2 separate regions of the Homo sapiens genome follow, and region 2 is linked to region 1. A link is an interaction called in ENCODE POLR2A ChIA-PET data of the cell type or tissue named here. Cell type or tissue: PC-3. All regions are shown on one strand. Each heading gives the region's core, and the rest is flanking DNA. Links, peaks and the distances in the headings are about the cores only. Region 1 overlaps SLC9A9 (solute carrier family 9 member A9). Region 2 has its middle 40 kb from the start of DIPK2A.

What was found. ChIA-PET counts read pairs that join two places held together with the same protein. Peaks named below come from ENCODE experiments on the same cell type or tissue, not always from the same donor. Only the 100,000 strongest peaks of a DNase experiment are listed, where the experiment ranks them.
Region 2: POLR2A ChIA-PET joins it to region 1 with 9 read pairs; 1 of 35 experiments calls an interaction of 5 or more read pairs at or near these places.

Annotation. Positions count from the first base shown.
Region 1 is chr3:143,731,808-143,737,196 of GRCh38, reverse strand. The region is part of intron 4 of SLC9A9 (solute carrier family 9 member A9); the gene reads left to right. Among named protein-coding and RNA genes, the nearest start is that of SLC9A9, 110 kb to the left of the region's middle. In PC-3, for the core only: no CTCF peak of the experiment used is centred there; no DNase peak of the experiment used is centred there; H3K27ac peaks cover 1,233 bases.
Region 2 is chr3:144,008,645-144,014,033 of GRCh38, reverse strand. No RefSeq gene overlaps it. Among named protein-coding and RNA genes, the nearest start is that of DIPK2A, 40 kb to the right of the region's middle. In PC-3, for the core only: no CTCF peak of the experiment used is centred there; a DNase peak (open chromatin) is centred at 2,453; H3K4me3 peaks cover 408 bases; H3K27ac peaks cover 2,542 bases.

The sequences.
Region 1 (5,389 bases), core at 198-5,197:
TGGAGCAGAAAATGTTGTTTTCGTGACGAAAGAGATCTAGAAAGCATGCTCCTTGAAGAACAAATCTTAACATGTGACTGTTTTGACATTATTAATGTGGCATGAAGTCTACTGAGTTATTAGTACTATAAATCTTTAATAATATAAAATATTGTAACTTGGTATTTTAATCAAAGAATATTATTAGAGCTTTGCTCTACTTAGTGTATTAAAATAATTCTTTCAAATACACCAGTAATGATTGTCAGAGAAAGTGGGAAATAATTTATTTAGGAAGTAACTGCATTCTTAATGTTCCCTACCCACTGACTCAGAGCTGATTAATACTTTACAAACCAGATGTGATTAGCTGACAGCCTAGCTCAGGAGAGTCATCTCATTACTGGCCCATTATCATGTTAGCCCTTTGCTCAAGAACTGATTATGAGCCAATTAACTACCCTCGCCTTCATATGCAGAAGCACAGAACTGTGAGATATTCGTCTTTTGTGATATTACCTACCATAGTCATTTATTTTGAACATTATGAGAACTAAGAACAAATAGAAAAGAGATTTCTCCATCTTCAATCTTCTCACTATTGTTTAAAAAAATACCCCAGAAATTTAGGTAAACAATGAAAGAAGGGGTAGTTACTTCCACAGAGCCCTCTATTGAGTGTGTGCTCTGTACCTGTTCAACGTTTACTAAACATCTGCTTTCACTAGAGCATAAATTCTAGGAGGTCAGGATTTTATCTTGTTCATCTGTGAATCCAAATCCCTAAAATAGTGACTGCTATGTAGCCGATGCTTAGTAAATGTTTGTTTAATGAATAATCGAACACTTGACACAATGCTAGTGTATAAAGGCAAAGAGGACATGGTTCTTACTTTTAGAAAACTCCCATTCTAGAAGAGAAATAAACAAATAAACAAATAGATAGAAGGAAGTAGGTGATAAATTATTACAAGCAGGTACAAAGAAGAATGTGGGACAAGGGGAGACTAAATTTAGTGTCAGGAGGAGGTAGAGAGTTAGGAACAGAGTAAACTTTCCAGAGAGAGAGACACATAGGTTTTAAAGAATTGTTAGAAGTTCAATGAGCCAAATGGGAGGTTCCAAAAAAAGAACACAACATATACAAGGGTATGGATTTCTATAAAAGCATTTTCCGTTAACTATAACATGGGAAGTTGTTTGCATAACCCATAACTGTTTGATATTTCATGTCATTATTTTCAAATAGGGAAATGACAGCACATGGGAAAGAACAGATAAGCTGGAAAAAAAATCTGAAAATGGCCCAGTTACAATTACCATTGAAAAAAATTAACGCTTAGAGAGGCTAAGTAGCTTGCTCAATGTCACATGGTAGCAAATAGCAGAGCAAGGACTTGAACTCATGTCTCTATTACTCTAAAGCCCATAATCTTACACACTAACGTTATACTGTTGGCAGTATTTATGAGGCATCCACTCAATTTATCCAGTCACTGAATTATTATACCTGAGAAATCAAATTAGTCATTCAAAGACTTATTTGGTGACCATGAAATCAAAAGGAAGCCTATGGTTTGAATGAGTTTACAGAATCCTATTTTCCTTCTAGCTTTTATCTGGCTCATTGCTTCATTCATTTATTCATTCATTCATTCAGCAGTTCCTGAACTCGTGTATGCCAGGTACTGTGCTGGACATTAACTCACAGGACTCGTTGCCCTGGGCTTTGTTGGGCAGACCATGAAAAAAGACTTCATCTCCAACATTACTTTTCCTAGGCTCATTGAAGTGTTAATGCAAATCTAATTTTACTAATAGTACAGCTTTTTAAATCTAGGATTCTGGGGTTGAACAAAATATTACTTATTGAGTAATTCCTAGAATTCCCCAAAGGACAGGAGTCCTTTTTATTTTAGGACTTTAGGGGTCTATTGTTCACTTTGCTGCTTCACATTATTGATTGCAGAAGCTTTAACCATTAGCAAGATTTTCATTTAGGTAGCTGATTCTCAACGATTGCTTTCTCTTTTGGGAACAGAGAAAAAGAAGAGAATTTATTTTCATTTTTATTTTACCAAAAGGACAGGAAGTGTGGCTGTCTCATATATTAATGCTGATTTTGTCAGGGATTGCATTCTGTGTCCCAGAGGAGTCGGCAAGTGTTCGAATCTGAGTATGCTAATTATTCTCATTTCTTAAATGGATTCAACTGGGCTGTGGCCAGATTGAATCAATGTATCTCAATCAAAGTGCAGGTGACAACACAATTCACAGTCTGATTGTCTTTATTATGCCTTAGCCACAAGAGACTTACCTGGGATTTTCTTTAGCCATCTAGAGAGGAAGAGTAGATAGAATAAACAGCATGGTCATGTTATTTGACCTTAGTTCACCTCCCAGCTCTGTCACCTCTGTGACATTGAACACATTGATGAATCTCTCTGTAGAAGAGTCTACGTATCTTTTTTTTTTTTTTTTTTTTGAGATGGAGTCTTGCTCTGTTGCCAGGCTGGAGTGCAGTGGCGGGATCTTGGCTCACTGCAACCTCCGCCTCCTGGGTTCAAGTGATTCCCCTGCCTCAGCCTCCCGAGTAGCTGGGACTACAGGTGCTTGCCACAACGCCCAGCTAATTTTTTGTATTTTAGTAGAGACAGGGTTTTACTATGTTGGCCAGGATGGTCTCGATCTCCTGACCTCGTGATCCGCCCACCTCGGCCTCCCAAACTGCTGGGATTACAGGCATGAGCCACTGCACCCAGCCAAGGGTCTACTTACCTATCACCTCCCCACCCAGATTTTTAAAAGGGTTTTTATGTATTTCTTTTTTTTCTATACATTTTATAAACACACAGACACACACAGGCACACACATAAATCAGTCAACAAACTTGGGTGTATAAGCCATGTAACTTTATTTTTCAACTCAAATCACCATTATGCCTGGGGGCAAAACCAAAAATCTTTCTTAGTTTCAATTCAAGGTTTTCTTTTTTTTTTTCTTTTATTATTATTTTCTTTACAGACAGGTCTCACTCTGTTGCCCAGGCTGGAGTGCAGTGGTGCAATCATAGCTCACTATAACCTCAAATGCCTGAATTCAGGCAATCCTTCCATCTCAGCCTCCTGAGAAGCTGGGACTACAGGTGTGCACCACCACACCCAACTAATTTTTCTATTTTTTGTAGACACAGGGTCTTGCTATGTTTCCCAGGCTGGTCTTGAACTCCTGGCTTCAAGCAATCCTCCTACCTTGGTGTCCCAAAGTGCTGGGATTATAGGTATTAGCCACTGTGCCCAGTCTCAAGGTTTTCTTAGTCAATTCGAGTTATCCTCAGTCAGTTCAAAGTGTTTCTCTCTCCCTTTTCTTGGGGATAGTCTACATTCCAGGTGTGGTAGTATTGGTGGAAAGTGGGGGCATGTGCTCTCTCATTGTCCTCTGTCTACAGTTCAAGGCTAGATCTACATCCTGGATACTTTCTCATCCTTGATCCAAGCAGATGACCACCGTGTTCTCATGGTTTGTATACCGCAAGCCCTCTTGGGTCTGCTGGCTATCTTGCCTGTCTCTCTACCAGGAGTCACACCAGGGTGTATGGGAAAAGTTGCCTCAGGCTCATCTGTGTGGGCACCTCACACCCCTCTTTCTACTCTACTTCTCCCAAGGTAGGCCCCACCTATGACCTCAATGAGGTGGGCTCCCTTGCTGGGGTCCACCTAGAAAACAATTCATTAGTCCTGTGCTCTCAAATTGCTCCAAGTCTATGTGAGGAGTGGCCTTTATCTTCCCATTCATACACCCAACCCCCAGCCCAGGGACACACCAATATGTAAAATCTTCTCTTCACCCTCCTCCTACCCCCATTTCTTCTCCCCTTCTAGCCTGGAAAACTGCCTCTGATCTGGACTTGAGCCTGAGTGTGAGAGGACTTGAAAACTTGGCTTGGCTGAAGTCTTATTCTTCTGTATTTATGCATTGTGACCTGGTCCTTTATGGCCTTTGCTTTGACACTCAAAACCTAGGCTTTTGAGAAAAGACTCAAAAGCCATTTTCTCTCTAAACTTTGTCCATTATAAAGTTCAAAATCTGAGAATTTTGAAGCCCAAACTGACCTGAGATGAAACTAAACAGAAGTAATAATAGTTCATGAAAGAAATTACTTGGGAAAAATGCAAACAGCCAGTTCATGTAGAGAATAAGAAAAAATATGTTTATTACCTAATGATGTTCAGGTCATTGATGGTTTCGATGACTTTTTGGCCTTAGTTGCACCACTCAGAATACTGGTTAGAGTCACTTGGCATATTCAAAGTAAGACAGCCTTATGTTGCGACTGAATTTGCCCTAATGAAAATCATGCTCTATTTTACCACTTTTATTTCTCTGATCCAAGTTTTCTTTCTCTGGAGTTCACAAACTGGTCACCATTATTTTCTGCAAGAAAGAAAATCTCCTTTATAAAAGATAGCTCCACAGTGCCTTGGATTCCCAGGAGGTGTGGCTGGGAAGGAGGTTAATAAAGTATTTAGATGGACTCTACTGAAGGGTGGATTTGTCTATTGTAAAATTGCACATTAAACATTTAAGCAATAGCTTTGTAATGAGACGTTAAAGTCAGAGTGGTCAGAGGTTGTCCTCAAATCCACACTTGAGATTCTCATGGGTCTCATTGAGACAGTCACACGCGCAACTGAAGGCAACATTGTAGAAAGCTCTTTCTTTCAGGTTAAGGCCATAAACACACATTTTCATTTGTGAGAAACAGGTTGCTAATGGTATTTGAGGTATCTCTGACATGTGAGGAAAGGGTAATGAAGATCTGCTCCACTTTTCTTGGTAGACTCTCTACTTTACCCATGATTAGATCATAGATTAAACCCAAAGTAAGATCATTTCAGAATAAATACTAAATAGGACTTGGGAATCTAAACTAAGGAATTTGTGGATTTTTGACAAAGACCCATAAGCTGGCACTAAATTTCAGACAATGCAAAATATTTAAAATTCATGGCACAGTGTGCTTACCTGTTGAGGTGTGAGAGCTGGGCCTTCTGTTGTCATCAAGTTCATCCTCTGAATCAGTGACACATGCTCCAATAAACATCAAGTGACAGCTCCTAGTCACTAACCAACACAGGGTTCCTGGAGCAGATCCAATCCTCAGGAACAGAAGCCATGTAAATAAACTCAGTTGGGCAGTTCATGTGCTGACACCGAACCAGACTAAGACATCAAGGCAGTTCCTGGACATATTGCAGTAGCTGAACAGATGGCAGGCAAGAAAAGTGCTTAAAGAGTCACTGGAGCACAATTTCAAGTGATGTCTCACATCCGTTGACAGTTGGAGAGTGATAGAGGCAAACAGATCATGGGGATATATTACTACTCAGAAAGGAAGGATTTGGCTCA
Region 2 (5,389 bases), core at 226-5,225, 280 kb before region 1:
CACTTTTTCCAGCTGATAGAAATGAAAGTCTCAATGCCAAATTAAAATGACAAAGGGGAATTATTTTCCAAGAATTACATATTCTTATATTGTCCGTTCTTGGCACATATTTTACAGTGAACATATAAAGAAAAAAAAAAGACTGCAAAGCAAATGCAAGAAACTTATCCTCAAAGGCTTTAGGTCCTGTGCTCCTGTGGGAAGGCGAAGGGTATGATAACTGCAGCACTAGAGAGCAATACCATTAATTCCAAATCATAAATTCCATTGAGGGCTTAATGTCCAATACGAGTCAAGATAGTAATTTTTAAACAAAGAGACATACAATAAATTCCATTTTCAGTACAATTTTAGGGGTTTAATTTAAATTCGATGAATTATGCTTAACACTTATATGAATTTTTATTTATAGAGCTTATTTTAGATTGTTCTTTTTATTATGATGGATAGAGAGAGAGATAAGGATCCCCTATGGAAAAAGAAGTATTCAATCAAGCCCTTACAACTGATCATTTCAAAGTCACTGAGGACCATGTGTAGCTATGCAAGCTGACACAAGGGTACCTGTTTTGAAAGTTGGGTCTGAAGGAAGGGCAAGAAAGGAGTAAAGAAACTGACACTACTCTAAATAACAATGTGTAATACAAACTGTACAGTGACCGAAGCAGCCTGGTAAATGAAAATCAGTTTCTTTCTCCTTACGAACTTGGAGCAGAAAGCAGTCATATAACTCAAATATCTATAAGGAGAGGCAGGTAACAGGCAGGGACTAAGGAAAACTGGAAAATGCATGCACAATCTAAAGTGGCAACTGCTACCCAGCAACAGCCAATTGTTGCCATACAGGAAGGAGGACTCAGTGTGGTTAGAGTTAATTACTTTTTTTAAAGCATCAAGAATAATAAAATTTTATGTGTAATCTCCTGATTTTATTTATGTATTTATTTTTTACAGACAAGTTCTTGCTCTGTAACCTAGGATGTAGTGCAGTGGCACGATCATAGCTCAGTGCAGTCTCAAATTCTTGGCCTCAAGTGATCCTCTCACCTGGGCCTCCCAAAGCCCCAGGCATAAGCCACCACGCCTGGCCCCTGATTTTTAAAATACAATAGGGCCAGCCAATAGGACTTCATGCCAAATCTAGCTTACATGACATTACTTTACAACCCCTTATGTATACTCTGCCATCTATGAGAATTCATGACTAACTTCTATAAGACAGTCAGAAAAAGAAAAAGGCTGTCCTGAAAATCACAGCAATGAGATCTTTTTCTTTTTAATCACAGTACAATCAGCATACAATAAACTGCACCTACCTGAAGTATAAAGTTTGTTAAGTTTTGATGTGTATACACCTATGAAACCATCATCACAAGCAAGATATAATAAATATATCCATGAACATCATGTTTCTTCATGCGCTTTTGAAATCTCTCCTTCTGCTCCCTACCTGCCTCTCCTCACCCCTGCCCCCAGGCAACCACTAATCTGCTTTCAGTCATTGCCTAAAAATTGTCTATAAATGGAATCATATGGTAGGTACTTGCAATGGTTTCCTGGGGCTAGGGTTTTAAAAGTACCACAAGTTGGGTGAATTGAAACAACAGAAATGTACTCTCTCACTCTTCTGGAGGCTAGAAGTCTGAAGGAAAGGTGTCAGCAGGACTCTGCTACCTCTAAAGGCTCTAGAGAAGTATCTATCCTTCCTTGCCTCTTCTGGCTTCTGGTAGTTGCCAGTAATCCTTGGCATTCCTTGCCTTATGGCAGCCTAACTCTAATTACAGACTCTGTCTTCACACAGCCTTTTCCCTTCTATCTCCTCTGTATCTTCAAATCTCCCTCTTCCTATAAAGATAATAGTCATTAGACTTAGGGCCCATTCTAACCTATCATGACATAGTTTTAACTTAATTATTAATAAAACTGCAAAGATGCTATTACAAAGTAAGGTCATATTCACATGTAATGGGATCAGAACTTCAGCATCTTTTTTTGGGAAACACAATTCAACCCACAACTGTATCAACAGTATTTTTTTTCTTTTGCTGGCTTCTGCAACTATGAAATTATTTTAAGATTTACCCATTTTGTTGCATGTTTTAGTTTATTCCTTTCATAGCAGAGTGCTATTCCATTGTATGGATACACCACAATTTATCAATTCATTTGTTAGTGGATATTTGAGTAGTTTTCCATTTTTGACTATTACAAATAAAGTTGCTATAAGCATTTGTGTACACGTGTTTGTATTCACATAAGCCTTATTTCTCTTAAGTACGTACATAGACGTGGAAGAGTTGAATCATACAACATATTTAACTTTATAAAAAATTATCACTGTTTGCCAAAGTGATTGTACAATTTTATATAGTGAACATAAGGTATATGAGAGTTCCAGTTTCTCATCAACAATTGCTGTGGTCAGTCTTTTTAATTTTAACCAGTCTCATATATACATAGTAGTATTCATTGCAATTTAATTCTTATTTTCCCAATGAATAATGATGACAAGTACCTTTTTATGTGCTTATTTTTCATTTGTATGTTTCCTTTGTGAATCATCTTTTCCAATCTTTTGCCCTTTTTTTTTGATTTGCTTGTTCTCTTATAGAGTTTTGAGCATTTTTTACATGTTTTGGATAAAAGTCCTTTACCATATATGTGCTGTACAAATATTTTGTCTATTTCTGTGGCTTGTCTTTTTTTTTTCCTCATGACAGTAACTTTTGAAAAGAAAAAGTTTTAAGAAGTACAATTTATCAGTCTGTTCTTTCCTGGATTGTGCTTTCGATATTATATCTAAAAACTTTTTAAATAGCCTAGGCCATATATATTTTCTCTTATGTATTCTGCTAAAAATTTATAGTTTTAGGTTTTACACTTTAATCTACATTTCCAGATAATTTTATTATGTGATGTGAGTTATGGATCGAGTTTATTTTTTTGCATGTGGACTCCCAAATGTTCCAGCAACATTTTGGAAGAGACTATTTTTTCTTCACTGATTTAAGTTTGCAATTTTGTTAACAATGAGTTGTCAAGACTTTTGCTTCTAGAAAATGAAGTAAATGTATCTTTCATGTTTGTCCAATGACATACAGCTAAAAACCCTGTGCATTTTATATAAAGCAAATATAAAAGACCCTGAAAGGTGAAGAGAAGGCAGGCTGCCTAGGGAACTCAGGACCCAAAGAACGATAAATTGGTGAGTTCTAAATGTTTTCTTTTTTTCTATATATCACAAACGTGGAGTTTGAAGAACCAGTGATCCGGAAACACCAATGGGTGCAAACAAACAAAAAGCCTGCCTTCTTCACCCAAAGGATCGGGAGGGGAGGAACCTGGCAAGACAGAACACTTTAGACAACTATCACTATGCTCCACCCAAACACCACGGAAACAAAAACAAAAACAACAACAAACAAACAAAAAAACTTTGCCATGCCAGCAAAAGTTAAGTAGGGAGCCTGGACATCCTGCTTTGTGAGGCGGTAATGAGGTGCTCCAACATCCTCTTTGGAGTAGTGTCAAAGAAGGCAAAGCAGGAAGCAAAGCCAGCAAAACCCTCCATACTGGAACAGACATACATATTTTGCATTGATTCTTACATAAATAAATCTGTTACATTAATGAATCTGTTGTCCATTTATTTTTATTCATCTATGGCATTTTTTTCTTTTTCCTTTGGTTGCTTTTGAAGTATTTCTTTAATCACTCCTTTTAGGTAATTTAATTATGATGAGCCTTGCTGTACTGTTCTCCAGGTTTCCTGTGTATGGAATTCATTGTGTTTACTGTATCTGTGGGTTTAAAATGTCAACAAATACGGAAAATTTTTAGCCATTATTTATTTAGATATTTTTCTACCCTCCCTTTAGAGACTCTAATTACATGCATATAAAGCTGCATGAAGTTGTCCCAACTTCACTTATGCTCTTTTTAATTTTTCTCTATCGTTCACTTTGGGTGACTTTTATTATATGTCTTCAAGTATACTGATCTTTTTTTTTCTGTAATGTCTAATCTGTTATTTATCCTATTTATTATATTTTAATATTTTAGCCATTATAGCTCTCCTCTCCTGAAGTCTGATTTGATTCTTTTAAAGATACTCTACTTAGCTTTTTGAAGATATGGAATATAGTTATAATAACTGTTTTGATGTACTTATCTTGACCCAATTTTGGGTCAGTTTCCATTGATTATTTTTCTCATTATGACTCATATCTTCTTGTTTCTTGGAATGACTGCTAGTTGTTGATTGGATGCCAAATATTGTGAATTTTATATTTTGGGGGTCTGTATATTTTTGTATTCCTATAAATATTCTTAAGCTTTCTTTTTCAGCACAGTTGGGTCATTGCCTGATGTCCAGTGTCTTAAAAACCATTGTTTCATATATTTTGCTTTGTTTTCTTGTTTGTTTTTGACAAGAGGGTAAGTTCAATCTCTATTATTCTATCTTAGCTGGAAGTGGAAAGCTGGTGAAAAGATATTGAAGGAAACCAAATGTAGAAATTGTATAGTCAGGAGAGAAGAAACCCAGCTCTGCCTATTCCTCTCTCCCTTCAGTTGGATCTGGCATTCTAGCAATCACCACCGATGAACTGTCTTGCCTCTTTAGTCCCCGTCATCAACCAACTAGCAGAATACCTCAACCTTAGTGAAAGGTATTATTAGGAAAAGGGGTCTAGGATACTTACATCCTACTTCTCTGTATAAGCATTGGGCTTTTCTAAAAGGTCAATGAGATTCACCCAGCACAGTTTCAATAGAACTTTGGAACTGAGGGTGTAGAGCTGAGATTAGTACCTGACATATCTCTGTGAAGACCTGAACGTTTTGAGTGTGTTTTCACACCAGCCCTGGGAAGTGTGCATGATCCTAAAGTGCAAATTCTTCTAAGAGGACTTAGGAGGAACACATGCTAAAATCTCCCCTTTCCTAATATATTCTAGAATAAGCAGTCCTTACTTGCATTACTTAATTTTCCCCAGAATAGAGTATAAATAATGAACTCATAAGTACAGGGAGAAGAAGCTGTGGTGAAAGCCACAAGTTCTTAAGTTAAGCTCATTTGTTTAGTCTAAGATTGCTAAAACTTGATCTTTAGAGAGCAATGCATTCTGGCTCTGTAAAAACAAGTTTATTCTTAGAGCAAAACAAAGAAATGACTATTCCAGAAAAAAAAAATGACTTTCAGGTTATATAGACTGATGCATTTCTTTTTCTTTTTCTTTTCTTTTTTTTTTTTTTTTTTTTTTTTGAGATGGAGTCTCACTCTGTCACCCCTGCTGGAGTGTAGTGGCTTTGAGACTGAGTCTCACTCTGTCACCCCTGCTGGAGTGTAGTGGCTTTGAGACGGAGTCTCACTCTGTCACCCCTGCTG